2 separate regions of the Homo sapiens genome follow, and region 2 is linked to region 1. Evidence: chromatin contacts called from ENCODE Hi-C or POLR2A ChIA-PET data. All regions are on one chromosome and are shown on one strand. Each heading gives the region's core, a stretch centred on a gene start or an enhancer-like site at or near the end of the contact. The rest is flanking DNA. Distances are from core to core; before and after follow the strand shown. Region 1 overlaps ZNF217 (zinc finger protein 217). Region 2 has its middle 110 kb from the start of BCAS1-AS1.

Region 1 (6,568 bases), core at 2,746-5,245:
ACCATATGGTACTTGGGAAGGTCATAGCCTCTTCTGTAATTGGCCCCGGGCTGGTCAACGTCAAGGGCAACCACGCTGGACTTCAGTCTTTTTGGAAGGGGCTCACCAAATTCTGCTGCAGTATTGCTGGCACTCCGATTACAGAAATAGTCTCTTCCCGGAGGTGCCCACGGGCTGTCGTTCTTGGCGGGGTAGTCGATGGAACCATTGATGTTACTGCTGCCGAGGGTGGGCTGAGAAGGAGCTACTGGAAGAGGTTTCAATTTTGTCTCGGGTCTTTTTGTCTTATCCGGTGCAGGGGAAACACTGGTTTTAGGAAACATCTCAGATTGCTGTTGCCTGGTGGCGGCCCCTTGGACCCCCACATTCTGCTGTGGTCTGTGGGACTTCAGGTTACTTGGGGCTAAAGTGCTAGAGTCTATCCCTGAAGTCAGAGGGGCCTTGCCTGGCCCAGGAGGGCTCTGCTTCCCCTTCGCAGATGGCAGGGATTTGGACTGCGCCGGGAAAGCAGACTTGGGCTTGGGTTTACAGAAACTAGAGAGGGGAGGCACATCTTTTCCCAGCAACGCTGGCGGGCATCCGGTACGTCGACTTCTAAGCAAGGACTTGTTTCGACAGTTTTTATGAACGTCAGGATTGTATTTATGCTCCAGTCTCTGGTGCATCATTAAAACTTCTGGATAAAATGTCTTGAAGGTACAAAATGGACAGGTGATACTTGGAATCAAACTTTTACTCAAAGAAATTGCCGGGCAATTGTGAAGAGCCCCCACGGATAAATTTAAAGGTTTTTCGTGACAATCCACACTTGGCCTGTATCTGCAGTCAGCTGCGGTCTCCGTTTGCTTCTCTTTGGGGCTAACTTCAAGGTTATGGGTGGTACTGCCATCCGGAGGAGGAGTAACATCCGCCTTGGTTCTACAGATGAGGTTATTTGCCTGAGTTTCAACTGCTGATCTCTTTTTTAACAGGTCCAGGTAAGCAGGGGTAGGGTTTTTATTCACTTTATCAGCACTGTCATCAGCTGCATTTTTATGGAAATCCTGAGTATCTTTGTGTGCTGGTGAGAGGACAGCGCTGCCCAGAACATTCTGAAAAACAGAAGGCATCTCCTTAAGCTGCTTTGCAGGTGGACTGCCTGTAACATCTTTGGCACCATCAAAAAATCTTTTCAAATTTTTGGTTTGCGCACTGTCAGCGGTTAATAGTGCATCTTCAGTGTCCTGATTTTTACCATCGTTCTTGACTTCAGCAGCAACATCGGTTTGTTTTTCCTTGTGATGTCTCTCCAAGTGATACCTCAGAGATGTCTTCTGGGCTGCAGCATATTCACAAAATTCACATTTGTATGGTTTTTCACCTAAGGCAAGAAATGGCACTTTATTATAGAAGTGTATGAAAAGCACTGAAATAGATCAAATATCTATTTATTAAGAAAACAGGCTTCTTTCCTCCTTTTGCTTTCTCGATCTACTATCACATAGGATTTCTCATCAGTTCTTTATCATCCTTACTGTAATGAATATTTGAAATTATGAATGCCTATCTTCAATAGAAAAATTAACAGCAACACTTCTAACTTATTTAATCTTCCTAACAGCCCTAGGGAAATATGTATTATTCTACTTTTACAGCAAAGAAAACTAAAAGCACAAAAAGGTTAAATAACTTGCCCAAGGGTGCACAGATAGTAAGTGGAAGAGATGAAATTTCAAATCTACGCAGCCTCCTACATCATGATGTCATAGCTCCTTTCACAATCTCAAGACTACTAAATAGATTCTCATTTCATTCTCAATCATAAAGACATAAGATGCAGCATTTTAAAATACTGTAGCTTTTAATAAGATAAGAGTCAGGACATAGCAGTCATAAACTAAACAAATGAACTTTGTCCGGGCGCGGTGGCTCACGCCTGTAATCCCAGCACTATGGGAGGCCAACACTATGGGAGGCCAAGGTGAGCGGATCACTTGAGGTCAGGAGTTCGAAACCAGCCTGGCCAGCATGGTGAAACCCCATCTCTACTAAAAATACAGAAATTAGCCGGGTGTGGTGGCAGGTACCTGTAATCCCAACTACTGGGGAGGCTGAGGCAGGAGTATTGCTTGAACCAGGGAGGTGGAGGCTGCAGTGAGCCGAAATTGCACCACTGCACTCCAGCCGAGGTGACAGAGCAAGACTCCGTCTCAAAAAACAAAAAAGAAAGAAAAGAAATGAACTGCAAATAAGAACAATGGCTCAAGTTACAATGGCACTAAAAGAATAAAAATAACCACTGCAATCAACATGCTACATATTTATCCTTAAGCTAGTCCAAGGATCTGGCAGAGTATCTGAACAACAACAACAAAAAAATTAGATAACTACATAATTTAACTAATGCATGGTTAAAAAAATAAAAGTTCTTTACCTGTATGCGTTCTGAGATGAATATTGAGGTAATAATTTGAACGGAAAAACTTTCCACAATAACTACACTCTCTTGAAGATGTAAGATGTTTTATTTTTCCTCCATCATCATTTTTATCTTAAAGGAAAAACAAAAATATTTATATAAGAAGGTAGCTGAAGTACCTGAATAAGGCATGCTGACTTAAATATTCTTGACATAAACATTTTTGGAAAGCATGAAAAAATTCTTTTATATAACATCGGGTTAGAACAAAACGGCTAGACACACACCAAATGCTGTTGGAGGTTGTTTGAAGTTTTAGAGTGTTATAACATGATTTTGTTTTGTTTTTTTCTGGGTACAGCAGAGTACACTATTAAACATTCAGTTCTTCGTTTGCCTTAATCACAAGAAAGATCATTTCATAGACTGAATTGCCCGGGCAGCTTCCGGTTCTCAGTGTCTCTGAGCAGGCAGGATCTGGCAAACTGAAGGTGGACATACATACTGGCGGGAAAAATTATCTTCTTCAGAATAATTTAGAAAAATGAGCCAATTACAAACCGTCAACTTCCCAACCACCAGGGGAAAAATAAGCCGTTTAAGGTTAGGATTAAACAACTGACCACTAGAGGGCAGCAAGCACAACTTAATCTTCAACAGAAAAGAAAGTCTGGCATTGGGCAAGCACCTAGGAAAGTCTGTCAAAATTTAGCAAAGTTTTGGAAAGCAGGCTGTATTGTCCACAAACACTCATGTGGGCGAAAGAGATCTGACAAATGAAAACCTGTCCCCAAATGACAGTGTTTGGCTTTAGTTTCTGCAGGACAATAGGACAATGTGTCTCACGTGCATCAGGAGAAGTTAGAGTCCACTGGAAGGAGGACAGAACTTCAAACACACACCAGCCCTCCAAAAGACAATCAGAGGTGCTGCCGTTAAAATACCACCCCCAAAACACATGAATGTTTAAGTTTTAAATAAATGTCCCCTCACTGTAGATCATATCACTATCCACCTGTAAGACAGACACCCTTGATGATCTATATAGTGTCTAAAGAAAGAAAAAAAAATTTACTTGATCTTCTTAAGTCTTAAAAAAGCCAGGATGATAGTACAATATGATAAATCTAGACTACTAAGATAATATAAGTTTAGGAAAATCAATTCCCCAAATACAGAATGGCCAGCTTTTTTTTCTTACAATCATACCCAAACTAGCTGGGTTTATAACTGGGCGTTGTTGCAATTTCCGACTCCCAACTATGTGTCAGGATTTATGGTATGTTGCGTCATATCCAAAAAGCTATGAAATGCCTTTTCTTTAGAACAAAGGACATGACATTTCCACATCTACCTGGTTCCTGCTCTTTCAAGCATCACCTCTGACTTTACAGTTATATTTTTTAAAGGACTGTGATCTTTTTACAAATAGGCTGTTGAAATTGTCCTTGGGAGGTGGAAGACAGGGGTCAATGAACCATTTTGCAAACAGGGAAATAGTAGCAAAGAAAGGTTAAGCAACTCATAATTGGTCACAAAACAACGCAGTGGTAGAACCAGAACTCAACGCCAAGCTGGGGTGCTCCCACCCACAGCCAGGCATTCTGTCCTGCCTGATGATCTAGCCCATGTTTTCCACACCACCTACCGGTAACTGGCCTTTTCATTTCTTTCAGGGAACTGGGGCATCTCACAGGGCCCCTGCAACAGTACCGGCACTAGCAGAAACCACTTAGCTAACTGGAGTCTGTGTTTAAAGCCTCTTTTTATGATGCCATTAAGACATTAGATTTGTAGTATGCTAAGTGCTGGGTTTCCTGTGTCCCAGGAAACTCAAAAACATTCTAAAGATTTGATATACAGACTACAGTTCTCACGTCAATCACATGATCAGAAAAGGAACTGGCACTGGCTGAAGAGCAGGTGAAGGAAGAGTCCAATCAATCGTGTGGGCAAATTCATCGTGGGTCTCATACACCCAGTTTTCCGAAGAATTCAAGCACACAATCAAGTGACACTGAGAGGAGGAGGCACTTGTTTTAACCGAGGACCACTTTGACAGATGCTTCCCTAAGACCGATTCATGTTCCCATCATTCGCTTGTCAATTACGGCCTGCCCATCAGGGTCTTTTCAACTGTTTTAAGCAGCAAGATCCTCTATTCAAACAAAATACTAAACTCTGATAGGAGAAGCTCTGGCTACAGTGAGGATGGGCGCAACTCCAAACACAGGTGGAATCCTTTGCCCTAGATAACGCCCACCAGGGCTCAGGAATATTATGTGAGCATGCCTTCAGTGATCACCTTCTCTTTCTATAAATGCCACTAGTACACTGAAAATTCTGCTGAGCAAATGAGCCTTCTTAAAAATGTCTTCAGTGTGCTCACATTCCTTGTATTTTATGACAAATCATTTGGGTTCCTGAGGTACCTATAAATGGATACTAGCTTGCCAGACAGAAAGGACAAGGTTTTGGACAGCACCAAACGGCTGCCCAAATAATATTCCTGGCTCTAGTTGATCATCACTCCCAGTACCTTTTATGGCCACTAGAAATTCACTACAGAAAAAGATCAGGAACGCCAGAAAAACTTAAGTGAAGGCTAGGGTCTCTCAATGCTCAAACTATTGACATTTGGGACCAGATAATTCTTTGATGATGGGGCTGTCCTGTGCACTGTACCATGCTGAGCAGTGTCCCTGGCCTCTGCCCACTGGATGCCAGCAGGCACACCCACACACACAGTATGACAACCAAAATGCCTCCAGACATTGCCAGATACTGATTGGGAACAAAATCGCCCCAGTTAAGAAGCAGTGCATTTGGGCTGGATGCACAAGTTATTTTTTTTTTAAAGTGTGTTTTGTGAGCAAAACGATACACGTTTAAAAAATATATATATATTTTCAGAACAAGGAGACCTCTTAACTCAACCCTGTTATTACAGAAATGAGAAAATTAAGGCCCTGAGAGGTTAAATGACTTACACAGAGTGATACCAAAAAGAGCCTGGACTTGACTCTGGCTCTCCAAACCCCATTCCTGGCCAGCGTTGTCTGGAGATGGGAATAGAGAGGGGGAGACGGGGAGACAGACAGACACAGGCGGAACAGCACGGGACGGAGACAGGGCAGCTTACCCAGATGGATTCCTTCGGGAAGCCCATCCTCAGATCCGTCTTCAGAACCACCTTCCCCTCGATCCACGGCTCCATTTTCATCCAGAGGGGCGGCGAGGTCAGGAGAACACGTCCCCGGCTGCCTCCCGTCCACAGACATGGTGGGCGACTCCGCGCCGGCCCTCCGGTCCTTCTTGTGGACCCTGGAGTGCAAGACCAGCTGGTGGTAGGTTCTGAAAGCTTTGCCGCACTCGGAGCAGTGAGTGGGCTTCTCCTTGCTACTGGGTAACTTGGGATCCGCGTCCACGGAGGGCGCTTCGCCGTGGGAGTGTTTGCACTTCTCTTTCTCTTGCGAGAGGCCTGCACAACTGCCCTTATTTGTTTCTCCAAGCTCCTTCTCGGAACTCGAATCGTCGTTGTCGGTGCTCCCTTCTTGCCCCGATTCCTTCACTTCTTGGCAAATGGCAACTTTTCCTTTGGTAGCCAGCTGCCAAGCCTGGAAGGTGGTGAACGGATCGAGCTGAGGGATGCATCTGACAGGCTTCTTCCCCGTTTCAGGGTGAGATTTTGGTCTCAAGTTGAACAACTGCAGGAAGTCCTCCCTCGAGGACGGCATTCCTCCTTGTGGAGAGTCTGTCTGCGCGCTGCTGGTACCGAAAGCAGTTTTTTTGGTGTGCACCTTGCGGTGCTCAATTAGACTTTCTTTATTTGGAAATAGGAAGCCACAAACCATGCAGATTTTGTAAGGAGAGGAGATGCTCTCGGCCGCGTGCACCTGGACGACCTCGTTGATCGTTGCTGGACTACTCTCCAAGCCTTGCTGCAGTTTGCTTCTGGCCCCCGATTTGCCATTATGTGTCCGCATGTGATTTTTAAGAAACCAAGGCTCCTTGAATCTTCTTCCGCACATGTTACACCCGTAAGTGAAAGAATCTTTGTGTGTTCTCATGTGGATCTCAACATCAAAAGCGACTCTAAATGTCTGCCCACATACCTCACAGCTAAATTCATTTTCCTTGCAATTCTTTTCCTTGGGAGGTTCTGTTCGC
Region 2 (6,568 bases), core at 2,401-4,900, 220 kb after region 1:
CTAGGTCAATAAGCTTCTTTTCTTTTTTTGAGACAGGGTATCACTCTGTCACTGAGGCTGGAGTGAAGTGGCATGATCATGGCTCACTGCACCCTTGGCCTCCTGGGCTCAAGCAATCCTCCTGTCTCGGCCTTCCGAGCAGCTGAAATCACAGGCATGCACCACCACGCCTGGCTAATTTTTAAATTTTTTACAGAGATAGGGTCTCGCTCTGCTACCCAGGCTGGTCTCAAAGCCCTGGGTTCAAGTGGTCCTCCCACCTTGGCCTCCCAACTCTTCCCTTTGTAAATTATCCATCCTGTGGTGTTCCTTTACAGCAACACAAAAAGATTTAGACACTCCTACTCTATTTTCTCTCTGATGGTCCGGGATATACTTGTTTTGTTTTTAACAGCATTTTTGGATATATAATTCACATATCATTTCATTCATCTATTTAAACCGTACAATCCAATGGTTTTTAGTACATTCGCAGAATTGTAAAACCACCACCACCATTGACCTTAGAACATTTTCATCACTTCAAGAAAGCCCAAACCCTTCCGTTATTACCCTCTTCCTTCATGTCCTCCCATCCCTGAACAAGCACTAACCTACTTTCTGTCTCTAATGATTGACCCATTCTGGGCATTTCATATAAATGGAATTATAAAATATATGGTCTCTGTGACTGGCTTCTTTCGCTTACTGTAATGTTCAAGGTTCATCCATATTACAGCATGTGTCAGAACCTCATTTCTTTTTATGGATAAGCAATTGTATGCATATGCTACATTTTGTTTATCCATTCATCCTGTAATGGACATTTGGGTTGTTTCCACCTTCTGTCTATTGTGAATATTGCTGCTATAAACAGTCATGTGCAAGTCTGTGTGTGAACATGTGTTTTCATTTCTCTTGGGTAAAATACCTAGGAGTGGAATTGCTGGGTGATATGGTAACTCTATATTTAACCAAACAGGGAACTGCCAGAATGTTCTCCAAAGTGGCCATACCATTTTACATGACCACAAGTGGTGCAGGAGGAGTCCAATTGCTCTACATCTTCAACAACCAGAGTGCACGCATTTGCCTATCTATCACCTACACCTGGGAATATAAGTGGCCTGAAGGCTGGAGGTGCTCACCTCTGTACACGTCTCCCACCTTGGAACATAGTGGACCATGCATAGCAGATGAATGAGTAACATCCCTCTTCTTCTAGAAACTAGCATAGCACTCGGCAGAAGAAGGGCTTGCAGGCTGGGCACAGTGGCTCATGCCTGTAATCCCAGCACTTTGGGAGGCCAAGGCAGACGGATCATGAGGTCAGGAGATTGCGACCATCCTGGCCAACATAGTGAAACCCCATCTCTACTAAAAATACAAAAATTAGCTGGGCGTGGTAGTGCGTGCCTGTAATCCCAGCTACTCAGGAGGCTGAGGCAGGAGAATTGCTTGAACCTGGGAGGCAGAGCTTGCAGTGAGCCAAGATCGCACCACTGCACTCCAGCCTGGCGACACAGTGAGACTCCGTCTCAAAAAAAGAAAAAAAAACAAAGGAAGGACTTGGAAATCGTTGAAACTTGCAAAGTCTGGTGGTTGTGGAGTCCGTTTGGCATGCATCCAATGTGCATTTAATTTTAGGCTGAATTTAAAATCGTTTGTTCTCCTCCCTCCCCCAACACACACACACACACTCCACACACACAATGAAATCTCGCTCTCTCATTTAATTTTCACAACTGCAAACAAATCTATGAACTCACATCAAGGTCATGGAGCCAAACCCTATGGCAAGCAAGGTGGCTTAGGTGTGCTCCACAGTCTGTCAAGGAACGCTGGGATGTGGCAGTTGTATTAAAGACAGGGTTAAGAATGTCACACCTGCAGGCACAGAGAGATTTTTTTGTGCTCATTTCTTTGGTTGAACTCAGAGGATCTGCAAATCAGGGCAGTTGGTCAAGTGATCTGGAATCAAGTCCAGACTCTATTGTTTACCATTTGTGAGGCTCTGGACAGGTTATTTTTTCTTTCTGGGCCTTACTCTTCTCATGCATCAATGGGAATAACAATGTTTACCCCCAGAGCGTTATTATTAAGTATGATAATATTTTTATTTTTATTTTGAGACAGGTTCTCACTCTGTCGCCCAGGCTGGAGTGTAGTGGCAGTGGTGTGATTATGGCTCATTGAGCCTCAACCTGCTGGACTCAAGTGATTCTCCTCAGCCTCCTGCGTAGGTGGGACTACACGTGTGTACCTCCACACCTGGCTGAAGTTTTTAAATTTTTGGTAGACATGGGGATCTTACTGTGTTGCCCAGGCTGATCTCAATCTCCTGAGCTCAGCGATCCTTCTGCCTCAGCCTCCCAAAGTCCTGGGGTTACAAGTGTGAGCCACCAAGCCTGGGCTATTAATATATAAGTATAAGGATTAAGTGAACTGATATATAATCACCCCTTCAGTAACTCCCCTCCCACTTAAAATAAAATCCAAGAAACCAGGATGTCTGGTCATTCTAACTCTAGATTACTTTGGACTTCAAAGCTCCTATGCAATAATGATGCCTGAAACCTAGAAGAAAAGGACCAGAATTCCAGAGGGTCCAAACTTACTTTCTGAATTCTGCCAAGGAGAAACAATATCCTATACACAGCTTGGCAGCTAAGGGAGAAGGCAGCCATGGTCCTTATCAACAGTGACCATCTATAGGATCATCTAAATTGGGACGCTCGTATGGATACAACAGATACTATTAATAATCACACGGGGACCGCAAGCATTAACCAGGACAGTCCTGGGCAAATTGGGCTGCAGGCTCACCCCAGTGTATCTATTTGCAGAATCTGGAGGGCGGGCCTCCTCAGCAAGCCTCTGGCGCATGTTTGAACTGCTCTTAAGCTGTTAAGCACTAAGCGCTGTCATCAAAGTGTTTTTCTGATAAGAAGCTCGAAGTCCACTGAGAAGAATCCAGTTGAGATAAATGGGCTCTCTACTCTGTGTCCATGTTACGGTTTTCAAGGTTCAATAGTTACCTGCCTAGGGTCTCCTCTGTAAGTCACCAATAACCCAGTTTGATTGTATTAAAAGCGCTGGAGTTTCTTAGGTCAAAAAGAACTGGCATAACTGATGTAGAAATAGCAGTTATTATTTTCCCAGCAGCTCTTCCACTCCAGGCACTGTTCTGAGTCATTTCAGCATCGTGATCTTTCTTGGAGGTGGTCGTTGTTAGACCCATTTTACGAGCGAGGACACTCAGGCTCAGAGTAAATAAGGAACTTGTCCGAGGTCACACAGCCTATAAGGGGCAGGCCTAAGAATCTGAATCTGGGGAGGTCTGACAGCAGGTCCTGGGCTCTTTATCTGTGTGGCCTCTTTCTTGTGTGGCGGTCTTTGATCTGCATCTCCTGGAGCCCTTGGGTTAATTGATCTGTCCATAGGAATCCTTAACCAGGTGTCCACGGACTCCCAAGCAGTCCTGGGATAGAATTTATGATACATTGATTAACAAACAGACAAACAAACAAAAACACATATATACTCTAATCTGCATTTTCTCATTTTTCCCCTTTCTTTCTTTTTTTTTTTTTTGTTTGAGACAGAGTCTCGCTCTGTCGTCCATGCTGGAGTGTAGTGGCGCGATCCTGACTCACTGCAACCTCTGCCTGCCAGGCTCAAGCGATTCTTGTACCTCAGCCTCCTGAGTAGCTGGGACTACAGGCGTGTGCTGCCACGCCCAGCTGATTTTTGTATTTTAAGTAGAGACAGGGTTATGCCATGTTGGCCAGGCTCGTTTCGAACTCCTGACCTCGTGATCTGCCCACCTTGGCCTCCCAAAGTGCTGGGATTACGGTCGTGAGCCACCACGCCCGGCCTATTTTCCACCTTTTGAATATAGGCAAACCACAGCAGAATTAGCAGTCCTTGAGACTTTGTTGCCAGTGGAAACCAGATATTTTCATCTTACACCAGAGTTACAAATAATAGGAAGTATCCTCTATAGTTATTGCTATCTCAAAATTACAGTTGTTAGAATCTGCACTGCATCTTGTCACTTAATGTGTTAATAAAAATGCACACATATTACCATATTATACATTTGTTTTAACATTTTTAGGGGAACTGCATTTTAATGTAATTGGATTTCTTTGCAAGCCTGTGCATTTTTTTGTCCTGAGAACGGGATCACAGGCTTCCTCAGACAACCAACAGGGTCCACGGTACAAAAAGATGGAACTACTGCAAAGAGTTGACGAATGGGCCAGTTAGTAAACAAATCATTCACTCTTTATGTGCAAAATTTTATCTAATTTCTCCATAACATCACCAAAACTTGCACATGTAAGTAGAGAAAGCCTTAATGGAAATTTCTCATTCATTTATTTCTTTTCTTTCTTTTTTTTTTTTTGAGACGGAGTCTCTGTTGCCCAGGATGGGGTGCAGTGGTGCGATCTCAGCTCACGGTAACCTCCACCTCCTGGACTCAAGCGATTCTCCTGCCTCAGCCTCCCGAGTAGCTAGGACCATAGGCACATGCCACCGTGTGTGGCTAATTTTTATATTTTTAGTAGAGACAGGGTTTTGCCACGTTGGCCAGGCTGGTCTCGAACTCCTGACCTCAGGTGAGCCACCCTCCTTGGCCTCCCAAAGTGCTGGGATTACAGGTGTGAGCCACCATGCCCAGCCCATTTATTTCTTAAATGGATGTTAATTGGGCACCTCCTGGGTACCAGGCCCTGTGAATGGCATGGGAGATACAGGAGGGGACAGGACAAACATAGATGAAAGCCCCAGCTTTCGTGGAGCTGACATGATAAGCGGTCAAAGCAACAATCAAACAATAATCGTACATAGAATTAGCTAACCCAAGTGTGACGAGCTGTGGCAGAATGCACTGAGAATTCTTTAACCAAGTACTGCTTGGCCAAGATCTGAAAGATGATCAAGTGCCAACAGGCAGAGAGTTTAGGCAGAGCAGCCCAGGCTCAGCACCAAGGAGCTGAAGCCAGTTCTCTTAGGCCAACCAGAGCCAACTGTTAAATTTTCAGGAATTTTGTGACCTGATTGTTAAACATAGCCATTATTAAAATGGTTATATAAACTTACAATTAAATAAATTATATTGAAAATAAATATCTCTAGCATGGCTCTAGAGATCTTAACAGGTGGATACTGCTGTATTCTTTTTTTTGAGACGGAGCCTCGCTGTCCCCCAGGCTGGAGTGCGGTGGCGCGATCTCGGCTCACTGCAAGCTCCACCTCCCAGGTTCACACCATTCTCCTGCCTCAGCCTCCTGAGTAGCTGGGACTACAGGCACCCGCCACCAAGCCCGGCTAATTTTTTGTTTTTTAGTAGAGACGGGGTTTCACCGTGTTAGCCAGGATGGTCTTGATCTCCTGATCTCGTGATCCACCCGTCTCGACCTCTCAAGAGACTGCTGTATTCTTATACCGTGCAAGGATAATGGAACCCTCCCTCCCTCCCTCCCTCCCTTCATTCCTTCCTTCCTTCCTTTTTTTTTTTTTTTTTCTGAGGCGGGGTCTTACTCTGTTGCCCAGGCTGGAGTGCAGTGGCTCAATCTTAGCTCACTGCAGCCTTGAACTCCTGGAATCAAGCAATTCTCTCATGTCAGTCTCCTGGGTAGTTGGAACTACAGGCGCATGTCACCATGTCCAGTTAATTTTTAAACTTTTGTAGAGATGTGATCTCACTGTATTGCCAGGGCTGGTCTCAAACTCCTGGCCTCAAACAATCCTCCTGCATTGGCTTCCCAAATTACTGGTATTACAGGTGTGAGCCACCACACCCAATCTCCCATACATTCTATCCAATTGTATCTTGAACACCACTCATTTCAGCAGTGAACATTATTTCTAGTATCCTTTCCAGCAAACCCTCTGGTGCAGGGTCCTATAATATCTGAAAGACTTAAGCAACTGTCACTGCCTGGTGGGTTCCTGATTACCATACTTTAAATACTGACTAATTCACTCTGGGTTGCAAATTCAAGTTCATTAATACACATTTCCTCCTGCTTCACATTATTTACTCTGGAGACTTTTTTTTTTTTTTTTTTTTTGAGACAGAGTCTCACCCTGTCACCCAGGCTGAAGTGGAGTGGTGGGATCATGGCTCACGGCAGTCTTGAACTCCAGGGCTCAAGTGATCCTCCACCTGAGCCTCCCAAGAACCGGGACTACAGGTGCATGCCACCTATGCCAGGCTAATTTTTATTTATTTATTTTTTTGAGGCGGAGTCTCGCTTTGTTGCCCAGGCTGGAGTGTAGTGGCATAATCTCGGCTCACTGCAACCTCTGCCTCCTGGGTTCAAGTGATTCTCTTGCCTCAGCCTCCTGAGTAGATGGGATTACAGGTGTGTGCCACCACACCTGGCTAATTTTTGTATTTTTAGTTGAGACGGGGTTTCACCATGTTGGTCAGGCTGGTCTCGAACTCCTGACCTTGTGATCTGCCCACCTCGGACTCCCAAAGTGCTGGGATTACAGTCGTGAGCCACCATGCCTGGCCTTATCAGGCTAATTTTTAAAGTTGTTTTTGGAGAGACAAAGTCTCCCTATGTTTCCC

The links. Hi-C counts contacts between places; a loop is a spot of excess contacts on that map. ChIA-PET counts read pairs that join two places held with the same protein, here RNA polymerase II (POLR2A). Pooled maps may share reads with other maps.
Region 2: a loop to region 1 is called in a map of HepG2, with 7 times the contacts of the local background. The contact joins two enhancer-like sites. A Hi-C loop is called at or near these places in 2 of 168 maps with a recorded cell type or tissue (Caco-2 and HepG2) and 3 of 50 pooled maps. POLR2A ChIA-PET finds 5 or more read pairs at or near these places in 6 of 52 experiments (B cell, GM10248, GM12878 and 3 more).

Annotation. Positions count from the first base shown.
Region 1 is chr20:53,575,921-53,582,488 of GRCh38, forward strand. It overlaps ZNF217 (zinc finger protein 217), which reads right to left. Exons shown (of 6, transcript NM_006526.3): 2 at 5,541-6,568; 3 at 2,414-2,530; 4 at 1-1,360. Among named protein-coding and RNA genes, the nearest start is that of ZNF217, 15 kb to the right of the region's middle. RefSeq lists enhancers at 5,920-6,568, 6,109-6,238, 6,269-6,338. Within about 2 kb of position 3,996, at least 26 of the 41 ENCODE cell types and tissues checked have a DNase peak (open chromatin) inside an H3K27ac peak, as active enhancers do.
Region 2 is chr20:53,798,126-53,804,693 of GRCh38, forward strand. No RefSeq gene overlaps it. Among named protein-coding and RNA genes, the nearest start is that of BCAS1-AS1, 110 kb to the right of the region's middle. RefSeq lists a silencer at 991-1,191 and an enhancer at 3,171-3,672. Within about 2 kb of position 3,651, at least 3 of the 41 ENCODE cell types and tissues checked have a DNase peak (open chromatin) inside an H3K27ac peak, as active enhancers do.